Linked DNA regions of Homo sapiens: region 1 is linked to region 2. Evidence: chromatin contacts called from ENCODE Hi-C or POLR2A ChIA-PET data. All regions are on one chromosome and are shown on one strand. Each heading gives the region's core, a stretch centred on a gene start or an enhancer-like site at or near the end of the contact. The rest is flanking DNA. Distances are from core to core; before and after follow the strand shown. Region 1 overlaps POC1B-DUSP6 (POC1B-DUSP6 readthrough). Region 2 overlaps POC1B-DUSP6 (POC1B-DUSP6 readthrough).

The links. Hi-C counts contacts between places; a loop is a spot of excess contacts on that map. ChIA-PET counts read pairs that join two places held with the same protein, here RNA polymerase II (POLR2A). Pooled maps may share reads with other maps.
Region 1: a pooled map shows a loop between it and region 2 (4-fold over the local background). The contact joins two enhancer-like sites. A Hi-C loop is called at or near these places in 3 of 50 pooled maps. POLR2A ChIA-PET finds 5 or more read pairs at or near these places in 3 of 52 experiments (BJ, H1 and activated CD8-positive, alpha-beta T cell).

Annotation. Positions count from the first base shown.
Region 1 is chr12:89,490,333-89,495,830 of GRCh38, reverse strand. POC1B-DUSP6 (POC1B-DUSP6 readthrough) reads left to right here. Exons shown (of 11, transcript NR_189589.1): 4 at 3,716-3,895. POC1B (POC1 centriolar protein B) reads left to right here. Exons shown (of 12, transcript NM_172240.3): 4 at 3,716-3,895. Among named protein-coding and RNA genes, the nearest start is that of GALNT4, 32 kb to the left of the region's middle. Within about 2 kb of position 2,035, at least 4 of the 41 ENCODE cell types and tissues checked have a DNase peak (open chromatin) inside an H3K27ac peak, as active enhancers do.
Region 2 is chr12:89,372,720-89,378,147 of GRCh38, reverse strand. The region is part of intron 9 of POC1B-DUSP6 (POC1B-DUSP6 readthrough); the gene reads left to right. Among named protein-coding and RNA genes, the nearest start is that of DUSP6, 23 kb to the right of the region's middle. Within about 2 kb of position 2,352, at least 13 of the 41 ENCODE cell types and tissues checked have a DNase peak (open chromatin) inside an H3K27ac peak, as active enhancers do.

The DNA.
Region 1 (5,498 bases), core at 786-3,285, 120 kb before region 2:
GAGATCATGCCATTGTACTCCATCCTGGGTGGAAAAGAACAAAACTCCTTCTCAATAATAATAATAATAATAATACGAATAAAGTACACAATAAATGTAATAATGCACTTGAATCATCCCAAAATCATCCATCCTTCCCCCTGACTCCCTGGTCCCATGGAAAAATGGTCTTCCATGGAACTGGTCTCTGGTGCCAAAAAGACTGGGGACCACTGCTTTAGAAGATAAGAATTTGAGTATTTCCTTGACCCTGTTGTGGCAGGATTTGACTTGTAGTCTGTGACTATTCAGGCCCAGGCACTCCCAAATGAAGAAAAGCTCATGGGCATTCCCATGCCAGTGGGTGCTTTTTTTCTGCCACCACCCAAGGGGAACTCTATGCTGAGAAATCTGAATATATTCCAATGGTAGTGAAAACTATTGAAGAGAAGTGACATGTTATAATGGATGGCAATGTAGCAGGGAATTTTAAGGGAGAAGTAACTAGTTTGGGGTCCAAGAGGAGAAGCATGTTCCAAAACCCTTAACTTTGGGAATTTAGAACTAGCTTTTTTACTATCTTCTGCACAGCATAACTTCAGTCTCCCTTTACTAATTCAAGGAAATCTCAGTGAACAAATTGTATAAGGGTAGATGAGCTAAAAGCTCACTGAGTCATTAATTTGTCATAACTCATCTAAATACAATGATTAGGCTTGTGTAGGTGTCCCTAGTTTCTCTTTCTAAATCATGTCTTAGTAGGGACAGAGCAATAATGGTGGATCGTGGCAACGGGAAGGAAGATGATGTGTCAGTTATCTATTGCTGTATGACAGTCACAAAACCTTAGTACTTACTACAGAAACAATGATTTGTCACATTTTGTGGGTTGTCTGGATGGTTGTTTTGCTTATATGGTGCAGGCTGAGATTACTCATGCAGCTTCACAGTTCTTTTGCTTATATGGTGCAGGCTGAGATTACACATGCAGAGGAAAGATGGGCTCTGTTCCTCATTCGTATGCCTGGGGCCTTGGTGCGGGTTGTGGCAATGGCGTCTTGGTTCTCCATGTGCCGTCTCTCCAGCAGGATAACCTGTAGTTTTCTCACAGCATGACAGCTGGGTTCCAGGAGAATCAAAGCAGAAGCTGCTAGACCAATTAAGAACTAGGCCCAAAACTTGCAGTGTCACTTCTGCCACGTTCTGTTCCTCAGAGTAAAGTCACAACACCAGCCCAAAGGGAGGAGAAATAAACAGACTCCACCTCCTTTGAAGCAGAGAGACATGCGTGTACAGGGATGAGATGAGTCACAACACCTCCTCTCACAACACCTCCCCTCAAAAGTCACAACACCTCCCCTCAAAGGGAGGGGAAATAAACAGACTTCACCTTTTGTGAAGCGGAGAGACATGCATGTACAGGGATGAGATGAGTATTGGCAGCCATATTTGCAGATAGACACCACAGCTGGTGACCAGAAGGCTAAGAAAGAATAGGGAGAGGCTGGGGGCATGACTCGCACCTGTAATTCCAGCACTTTGGGAGGCTGAGGCAGGAGGATCACTTGAGGCCAAGAGTTCAAGACCAGCATGGGCAACATAGCGAGACCCTGTCTCTATAAAAAATAAAAATAAAAAAATAAAATTAGCTGGGCATGGTGATGCACACCTATAGTCCTAGCTCCTCAGGAGGCTGAGGAGGGAGGAGCTCTTGAGCGCAGGAGTTTGAGCTGCAGTGAGTAGCGATTGCACCACTGTATTCTAGCATCTGTGACAGAAAGATAACACGTCTCAAAAAAATAAATAAATAAGAAAAGAATAGGTAGGAGCAAGCCTGAAAGCAAGTCTGGCTCAGAGTTGGTCACAGTGGGCAGTCAAGAGAATTTAGCTGAAAGGGCAAGTAAATATGTAGGAAGGAGAGAGCCTATATTAAGTTAAGATGAGGAACTAGAAACCAGTTAGGCACCAGCACAATAAACATAAGGCACTCCTATCTTGGTTTCTTCTGTGTTTCCTGTTGAGACTGGATCCAGTGCTTGGTTTAGCCTACGGCTGAGAGGACAGCCTTTTAGAAAGGAGGCAAACAGAACAGCCTGCTGGAGTGTGGAGTGCAGAACTAAAAATCAGGGCAGATTTTGATGATACTGATGGTCTGTCTCTTAGCTTCCTGGTCATTGCAGATGCCTTTTCTTTTCTTTGTTTTCTCTAGGCATTGTACTTGAATTCAGGCCAAACTATACTCCTGATTTCCACTCATGAAATTTACCCTTGAAACTTCACTGAGCTAGTCCCTGGATGCTCCCTCCTAATTTTTGTTTAATATGTATTTCAGTTTTTCCTGAGTAATATCATATGTCAGGTGATGGAAATTTATGATAAAGTTACCTTTCCTCCCTACAGACCACTGGAAGGGTAAGCCAGGTTGGATCTACGAGCCTTTATTGACTGTTCCAAGTGGAATTCAACGTGTATTGAGTTCTTTTTATGTGCTTGACATATTGCTAGATGCTAGTCTTATAGAGATGAATAAATCATCATTCCTGTGCTTCAAAAATGTGCTGCTTAAGAGGAGACAAATCGTTCTTTAGAAAGTCACTGTATAATGTAGTAAGCAAAATCGTTGTAGCAAATAGGGAGCCATTAAGCCTGTCTGGCTTGGCCAAGGGGGTCTGGGGATGGGGAAAATAGTCCAGCCTGAGAAAGCAGTAAGTGCAAAGGCAGGGGTGTGTTTGAAGGGCTGTGACTGTTCCGAGTACAAAGTTCAGTGTGAGTGGCAGGATACCTCACCAAAGTACTTGGGCATTGTGCTTTCTTTTGGAGAAGAGCCAGTGACACATTTACGCTGGGATTTACATGCTTGGAGTTACGCTCTTAGCAAGGTAATAAGCACAATATGTAGGTGACTGGCAGGGGACAAAAGATTAGAGCAGAGAGACCAGTTAAGAGGCTTTTGCAGTAACCTAGGTGAAGGATGTTGAGGATATATTTACCTTAAGGCAAGCAGAGCCAACATAGAAGAGGAGGATTCAGAAGATATTTAGGAAGTGAGGATGATATGGTTTGCTAACTTACTGGATGTGGGAGAGGAAGCAGGAGTTGAGTGTGACTTCCAGGCTTCTGGCTTGGACACAGGCGGATGTCACGCTGACCAGCCAAGGTAGCAAAATACAGGATGAGGTGCAGGTGTATGGGAGATCAGTGTGAACATTTGAACATCTGAGACACATATATTGTGGCCAACTAAATTCTGTTGCCTGATGTTTTTCAAGCATTTATGACAATTTTCCCCATAGGTTATCTTGAGTATCAATATGATTTTCTAAATGGGAAAATTGCTGAGTCCTAGATACAATGTAAGGTGAAAATGCCTTGGCAACTTGGGAACACTGACACAAAGTAGCGTTTATCACATATCACCTTGTAACTCCAACACTATCTAGCCTTCTCCCATTTTAAGGTTTTCTACTTCTCAAATGCCTCACATTATTTTCCCCATCTTTTGTTTTTCTATTCTCTTCTTTTCTACCCTTTAGTTCTCAACACCTGAAATTTCATGGAAATTTCAGTGTTGACGAAGAGTACAGTACAACATAGCCCTTTCATACTTTTGTTAGGTTTTACAAGAGTTAAACCATTTTATTTAAACTATTTTATATGTTTCAAAGTCTGTATTGTGATTAAGTATTAACTATAATTAAATCAAATGAGTTATAAATATTAAACTGTTTATTTCCAGGAGAGGAAAATTCTCAGAATTTAAAGCTCATACAGCTCCAGTTCGAAGTGTAGACTTTTCAGCTGATGGCCAGTTTCTAGCTACAGCTTCTGAAGACAAATCCATAAAAGTATGGAGCATGTATCGCCAGCGCTTCCTGTATTCCTTGTATCGACATACACACTGGGTACGCTGTGCCAAGTAAGTGCAAAAAATTTCATATTAAGATGTCCACATATTTTTTCTGCTTCATGTTTGCCCCCAACTTCCAGAAAAAGGGTTTGAGGACATATTCATTCATTCATTCAACAGATATTTGTTGTGTGACTGCTTTGTGCGGGAACGGTAGTAAACAAAATAGTGAAAATCCTTGTTCTTACATTCCAGAGAGACAGACAAACAAGTAGGAAAATGGAGCAGGTCAGATGGCAGTAAGCACTATGGAGAAAGAGCTGGGTTAGAAGGGGGCGCGTAATTTTTTTTTCTTTTTTTTTTTTCTTTTTTTTTTTTTTGAGACACGGTCTCACTCTTGTTACCCAGGCTGGAGTGCAGTGCTGCCATTACTGCTCATTGCAACCTTGACTTCCTGGGTTCAGGTGATTCTCCTACCTCAGACTCTGAGTAGCTGGGACTACAGGCATGCACCACCATGCCTGGATAATTTTTTGTATTTTTAGTAGAGACAGGGTTTCACCATGTTGCCCAAGCTGGTCTCAAACTCCTCAGCTCAAGTGATCCACCTGCCTTGGCCTCCCAAAGTGCTGGATTTTCCCAGCACTTTTATTACAAGGGGCCTGTAATTTCAAATGACATTCAGGGAATGTCTTACAGAAAGTGTGACCTTTCTGTAAGAAAGATGTCCAAAGGGTGACCTTTGGACAGAGATGTAAAGGAGGGAGTGAGGCTTGAAGAAATTCAGGAAAGGAATGTTCTGGATAGGAGAAGCAAGGGCAGAAGCCCTGAGGCAGAGCCTGGTGGCTGTATGAGGAAAAGCACAGGTGAGGGTGGGTGGGGATGTAGGAGGGGCCCCAGGGAGGCTGGCCAGGTCAAGAGCAGCGCTGACTTGTGCCCTGGGTGAGAGGAGATGCCAGTGTAGTGCCCTCCTCTCTTTGACCTACATTTTGCTGGAATTGCTCAGACTGCTGTGTGGAGAATAGACTGTCAAAGCCAGGCCAGAAGCAGGGAGACCTTGTTAGGAGGCTGAGCAGTCCAGGTCCTGGCTTGGATCAAGGTGGTGGCTGTGAAAATTGAGATGTGGTTGGATTTTAGATAAAGTTGGAAGTTACAACTGGCAGTACGAGCTGTCACATCAGATTTGACGCAGCAAAGTCAGGAAGAACTCCAGAATCTTTGGTAGCAGTCTCTTGGCAGGTGAATGCTATTGTAGGTGTTGTTACCTGTTGGCCAACAGCTGTGGAGTCTTCCTATTCATAGGACACTCTGCTAAAGTACTGAAAGTGCAGATTGCATTTCCCTATCAGAACTGTCTGGGGGCTGGGCACGGTGGCTCATGCTTGTAATCCCAGCACTTTGTGAGGCCAAGGTGGGTGGATCACTTGAGGTCAGGAGTTTGAGACCAGCCTGGCCAATGTGGCAAAACCCTGTCTCTACTAAAAATACAAAAATTAGCTAGGCGTGGTGGCAGGTGCCTGTAGTCCCAGTTACTTGGGAGACTGAGGCAGGAGAATCACTTGAATCCAGGAGGCAGAGGGTGCAGTGAGCTGAGATCATACCACTGCACTCCATCCAGCCTGGGCAACAGAGTGAGACTCCATCTCAAAAAAACAAACAAACAAACAACAAC
Region 2 (5,428 bases), core at 1,103-3,602:
CTTTCAGCTCAAATTACCTATACTAGCACTGCAAATTTTCCTCATGCCCCTATTGCTATAAGCCACAAAGGCAGAAGGGAGCTGACATTCACAGGACACCTGTCAAATGCCAAGCGTTATAACAAGTGTCTTTGCATATATTATTTCATTTACACTTGTAGTATCTTCATTGGACTTGTGTGTAACCAAAGACCCCGAGAGGTTAAAAAAAAGTATCCAGAGTCACACAGCTAGTACTTGAAGTGTTCATATTGCAACTCTGTCTGATGTCAAAGCACATTCCTTTTATTACATTGCCAAGTAAGATAGATATCAGTTCATCCACAACTACTAAGCACTCCAGGAACAAATGCATGTTAGGAGTCCCTGAAGGCTAAAATGGTGCTATAAGAGATAGACGAAAGGGCTGGGCACGATGGCTCGCACCTGTAATCCCAGCACTTTGGGAGGCCAAGGCAGGTGTATCACGAGGTTAGGAGATTGAGACCATCCTGGCTAACATGGTGAAATCCCGTCTCTACTAAAAATACAAAAAAATTAGCCGGGCGTGGTGGCGGGCGCCTGTAGTTCCAGCTACTCAGGAGGCTGAGGCAGGAGAATGGCGTGAACCCGGGAGGCAGAGCCTGCAGTGAGCCAAGATGGCGCCACTGCACTCCAGCCTGGGCGACAGAGTGAGACTCTGTCTCAAAAAAAAAAAAAAAAAAAAAAAAAAAGAGATGGACGAAAGGAAGCAGACAGTGAGGTCTTGTATCTGACATATAGCCGCTTGGCTCTCTCTGCCCCTTCAGGAGCACCCAGAGGGTGAGTGGACTCAGAAGGTGCGTTGCTGCTGAGGTCAGTGTTGAGCAGTTCTAGCTCAGGAAGCAGGGTCACTGAAGGCTGGGGCTGGGGGACCATAAAGTAGTTCTGGAAGCATATAGACTAGACCAAACACAGCTTTCACTTACGGGAACATTGATTCATTCTTTGATACAATGAGTACTTATTGTATGTGTCTATGAGAGGCCAGGCATACAAAGATGAATAAGACATGGTTCTTCTTCCAGGGACTTCAATGTCTATTGAGGAAGAGAGATAAATTAACAAGCCATTCGAGTAAATACTATAAACTATATTTGCTACTGCACTTAGATGACCCTTCTATAGTCAACATATCATGGGAACATGTTGATTTTTGAGAACTCAGTATCCATTCCACCTTGATTTCCCTTTGAAGGATTGCCTGCTGAGTTGTTAAATCTGTTCCCTGAACCCCTTACTCACCAACAAACAGCCACCTGACCCAAGCTGGAACAATGTTCACTCCCTGGAGTGAAGAAAGAGGGTGAAAAGATGGAGAAATGATGGAAGAGCATTCATTCTGGGGCAGGGCACTGACAACACGGTTGAATGTTCTAACCCTACCCATCCCTACCCGACCCATTTCTATCAATTTCTGAAACTTCTGGTCCATCCTGAGAGCAGACAGAAATCCTCCCAATAAATCCCAACCATTTAACAATGGACAGACAACAAAGATCCCTTTGGTGAGATATGGGGTGTTGAAGACTGAAAGCAGGGAGACCAGTTAGTGTCTATTGCAGTAATCCAGGTGAGTATGGTAAGAGACTGAACTCCATGACTGGAGAGATGGTGAAGGGAAGACAGATTCCAAAATCAGAAGAGACAGAGCTAGCTGGACTTGGTGCCTACTGGATGGAGAAAGTCAGGAATATAGAAGAGCAAGATGAGTGGTTTTTCAGAAACAAAACAGGGCAGCTCAGATCCCCTCACTTCCTTTCTGTTGGTCTAGAAGTTATGTTCTCACTTGGTCTTGATTTTGGCATTTTGTTTCTTGCTAAGGCTAATTTCCTATAACTGCACCTTCCCAGCCCTGAGATGTACACGTCACTTCCTGCTAAAAGAAATTATCTGCATTATCTAGGAAACTTGGCAGGGACACCAAATCCTCTTTTCATCCTGTATCCTACAGCCCAGGATATATATTCAACTAAATTCTTGGAAATAGTCCTGAATAGCACATAGTACTCCAACATCAACAAGCACACTCTAATGATGACGGTGTGTCACAGGATGCTTACTAAGTTTGTGATCCCACTTACATGATCAACTACGTGACCACAGCCCACACAGTTCACACAGCCTCACCACACCTTCCCTATAGGGATTCTCAGTGTGCTCTGTGCTATCAGCTCTGCTATGGAGGAAAGGTGCTCAAGTACTTGTGGTCAGGTGGAAAGAATTCAATAGCACTTGAGCATGCAGAGCTGGACTTGGTGGACTGTGCTCTTTACTCAAAAGGCGCACACAGGGCACAAGCAGGCAGCAACCTCTATGAGTCAGAGCCTGCTTGGCCTACTTGTCCTTTGCACCATGTCTTTTGAACCAATAAATACAGTAACACCCATAACTACAATGTCTTATCTGCAGGAAAATAAGGCAGTAGCAAAATTGTGCAAGACACTGAACAATCATCTATAAGAACTAAGGACTTCCGGCCGGGCGCAGTGACTCACGCCTGTAATTCCAGCACTTTGGGAGGCCGAGGCGGGCGGATCACAAGGTCAAGAGATCAAGACCATCCTGGCCAACATGGTGAAACCCCGTCTCTACTAAAAATACAAAAATTAGCCAGGCGTGGTGGCACACACCTGAAGTCCCAGCTACTCGGGAGCCTGAGGCAGGAGAATTGCTTGAATCCGGGAGGCGGAGGTGGCAGTGAGCCAAGATCACGCCACTGCACTCCAGCCTGCCAATAGAGCGAGACTCCGTCTCAAAAAAAAAAAAAAACAAAACTAAGGACTTCACCCTCCCTAGAAAGCCCCTAAACTCTGGATTTGGGGAGCTCACCTTTGAGATAGAAAAAATTAATTGATAATGACTTCGGTTGGGTCTTTCTCTAGTTTCTCATACTAGGAGATACTTTGGAACACAGGTACTTAAAAATATATTTTAACAAACAAATTAGTAGTAGTGGAATATCACATTATTTCCTGGTGATCTTTTGAAAGATTAAAGAAAGGTATTGATCTAATAGCTTTTGGAATCCCCGAATTTTAAAAAACATGTGATTGAATAATCTCATTATGTAGGGTTGTGCAAGTAAACAATATGCTATGGTCAGGCTGTAAAAGAAAAGGAAATCTTTTTTTTTTTTCTTTTTTTTGAGACGGAGTCTCGCTCTGTTGCCCAGGCTGGAGTGCAATGGCATGATCTTGGCTCACGGCAACCTCTGCCTCCTGGGTTCAAACGATTCTCCTAGCTCAGCCTCCTGAGTAGCTTGGATTACAGGCACAAGCCACCATGCCTGGCTAATTTTTTGTATTTTTAGTAGAGACGGGGTTTCACCGTGTTCCCCAGACTGGTCTCAAGCTCCTGAGCTCGGGCAATCCACGCGCCTCAGCCTCCCACAGTGCTTAGGATTACAGGTGTGAGCCACCACGCCTGGGCTGGAAATCTTGATAGATAAAAGAAAGAGAAGAAACAAAAAGGTCTCACTTACAATTTATCCTCTCACTTTCTGCCAGATGATTAGATCACTGTATTTGTTAACAGCTTGATCACCTGTATTTTATTTCAAGTAAATTTTCTTCAGTTTCTTTGCCAACAAAGCATACTGGATAGAAATGCCTCAGAATCAATTTATCCTGCTTCACTAGTTTTATGCATTTTAGATTTAAGGAAACAACAGTTAGAATATTTTCAATGATGAAAAGAACTCCATTAGGCTGCCACAAATGTCAAAAGTTCCTGGCTATGCTAACACTTATGTAATTGTTCTGGAAACCCCACGCACCGGAATAGACCTACAACACCAGGCATGACTCACTGAATATTTCTAAGCACATACTCTCTCTAAAATGATCTCCAGTTGGGATTTATTTTTTCAAAGAAAAAAAGTAAAAGACAAAATATGGTACATCAAATCCCAAAGTTTTTTCTGTGATTTTTTTGGGAAAATACTGTTGCCTCACACAAGAGCATTAGAAGATGCTGCTGTTTTCATTAATAAAACAACCAGATGGGCAAGCATTAAAACAGGTTGAAACTTTGAAACTCTTCCTAAAAAAAAAAAAAAATAAGAAAAGAAAATAACATAGAGAACATGTGGGTTCTCAAATTTCCAAATGGCCTTCATTTCCTGTTGTGATTTTATTCCTAAGTTGGTTTTTTAAAACTTGTGGCTGGCAGCATATGACTAGTGTCCTAATCCCCTGAGCAATGTTAAGGAAAATTATACATGCCATAAAATGCTAATCAGCACAGGAAGGCCTGGGACCATACCACCAAGGCTCATTTGTAGCATATACTCCAACAGCTTTTACTGCATATCTTCTGTAAGTCTAAATGCTTGGGGGAAATTTACCAAAGTATATGGCATAACCTGTATCTCCAAAAGCTGATGTTGGATGCTAATTTCAATACCAAAGTAGCACATTTTTCTTTTTTTTTTTTTTTTTTTGAGACTGAGTCTCGCTCTATATAGCCCATGCTAGAGTGCAGTGGTGTGATCTCGGCTCACTACAACTTCTGCCTCCCGGGTTCAAGCAATTCTCATGCCTCAGCCTCCTGAGTAGCTGGAATTACAGGTGCCCACTACCATGCCTGGCTAATTTTTGTATTTTTAGTAAAGACGAGGTTTCACCATGTTCGCCAGGCTGGTCTCGAACTCCTGACCTCAGGTGAGTCACCTGCCTCAGCCTCCCAAAGGGCTGGGGTTACAGGCATGAGCCACTGCGCCCTGCCGTGCATTTTTCACTAGTAATATTCAGAATGGAGTTTAGGAATTCAGGCAATGGCGAGCCAAACCAGAAGTAGCAAGGCAGTTCTGCCAGGCAGTGAAACAGGACCTAGATAGCAATTTGTGTCTAGGCAGTAACAGGGGATCTCAGCACGTGGTTGTCATCAGTCTGTGTTCCACCTGCAGAAAGGAGAAGAAGGTGAACCCAGCAAGCAATAACCATAAGTGGATCAAGCAGCCTGGAGTGAGGCCCCAGGGCCAAGGAGGGGACTGAAGTTCTGGGAGGGACTGAAGTTCTAGGAAGGACTGATAAGGAAAGGCAAAATTCCAGTCTTAGAGAAACTTAGAGGCAGAATGTAGAAGAAAGAACAAAGGCCAAAGCCCAGTTATTTGAACTGGAATACAAGGTAGAGCCTGTGACAGGAATCAAGTGGAAACTTCACAGCTAGAAATAGAGCAGGAGCTCAGAACAGAACCCAGAGCCTAGCTGACCCGATACTGAGTGATATAAGCTACTTACATTTCCTCTAAGAGCAGACTTGGGCCCAGCACCTGGGGTAAGACTGAGCTGCAGGTGACTCTCTGTGGCCCCCACAGGGGGTCGAACCTAAATTCAAAGGAAGGCACCAGGCAGAATGGCCAAACACCACTCACACCAAAGTCCTCCTGGCTCCAAACCCTGTTTTT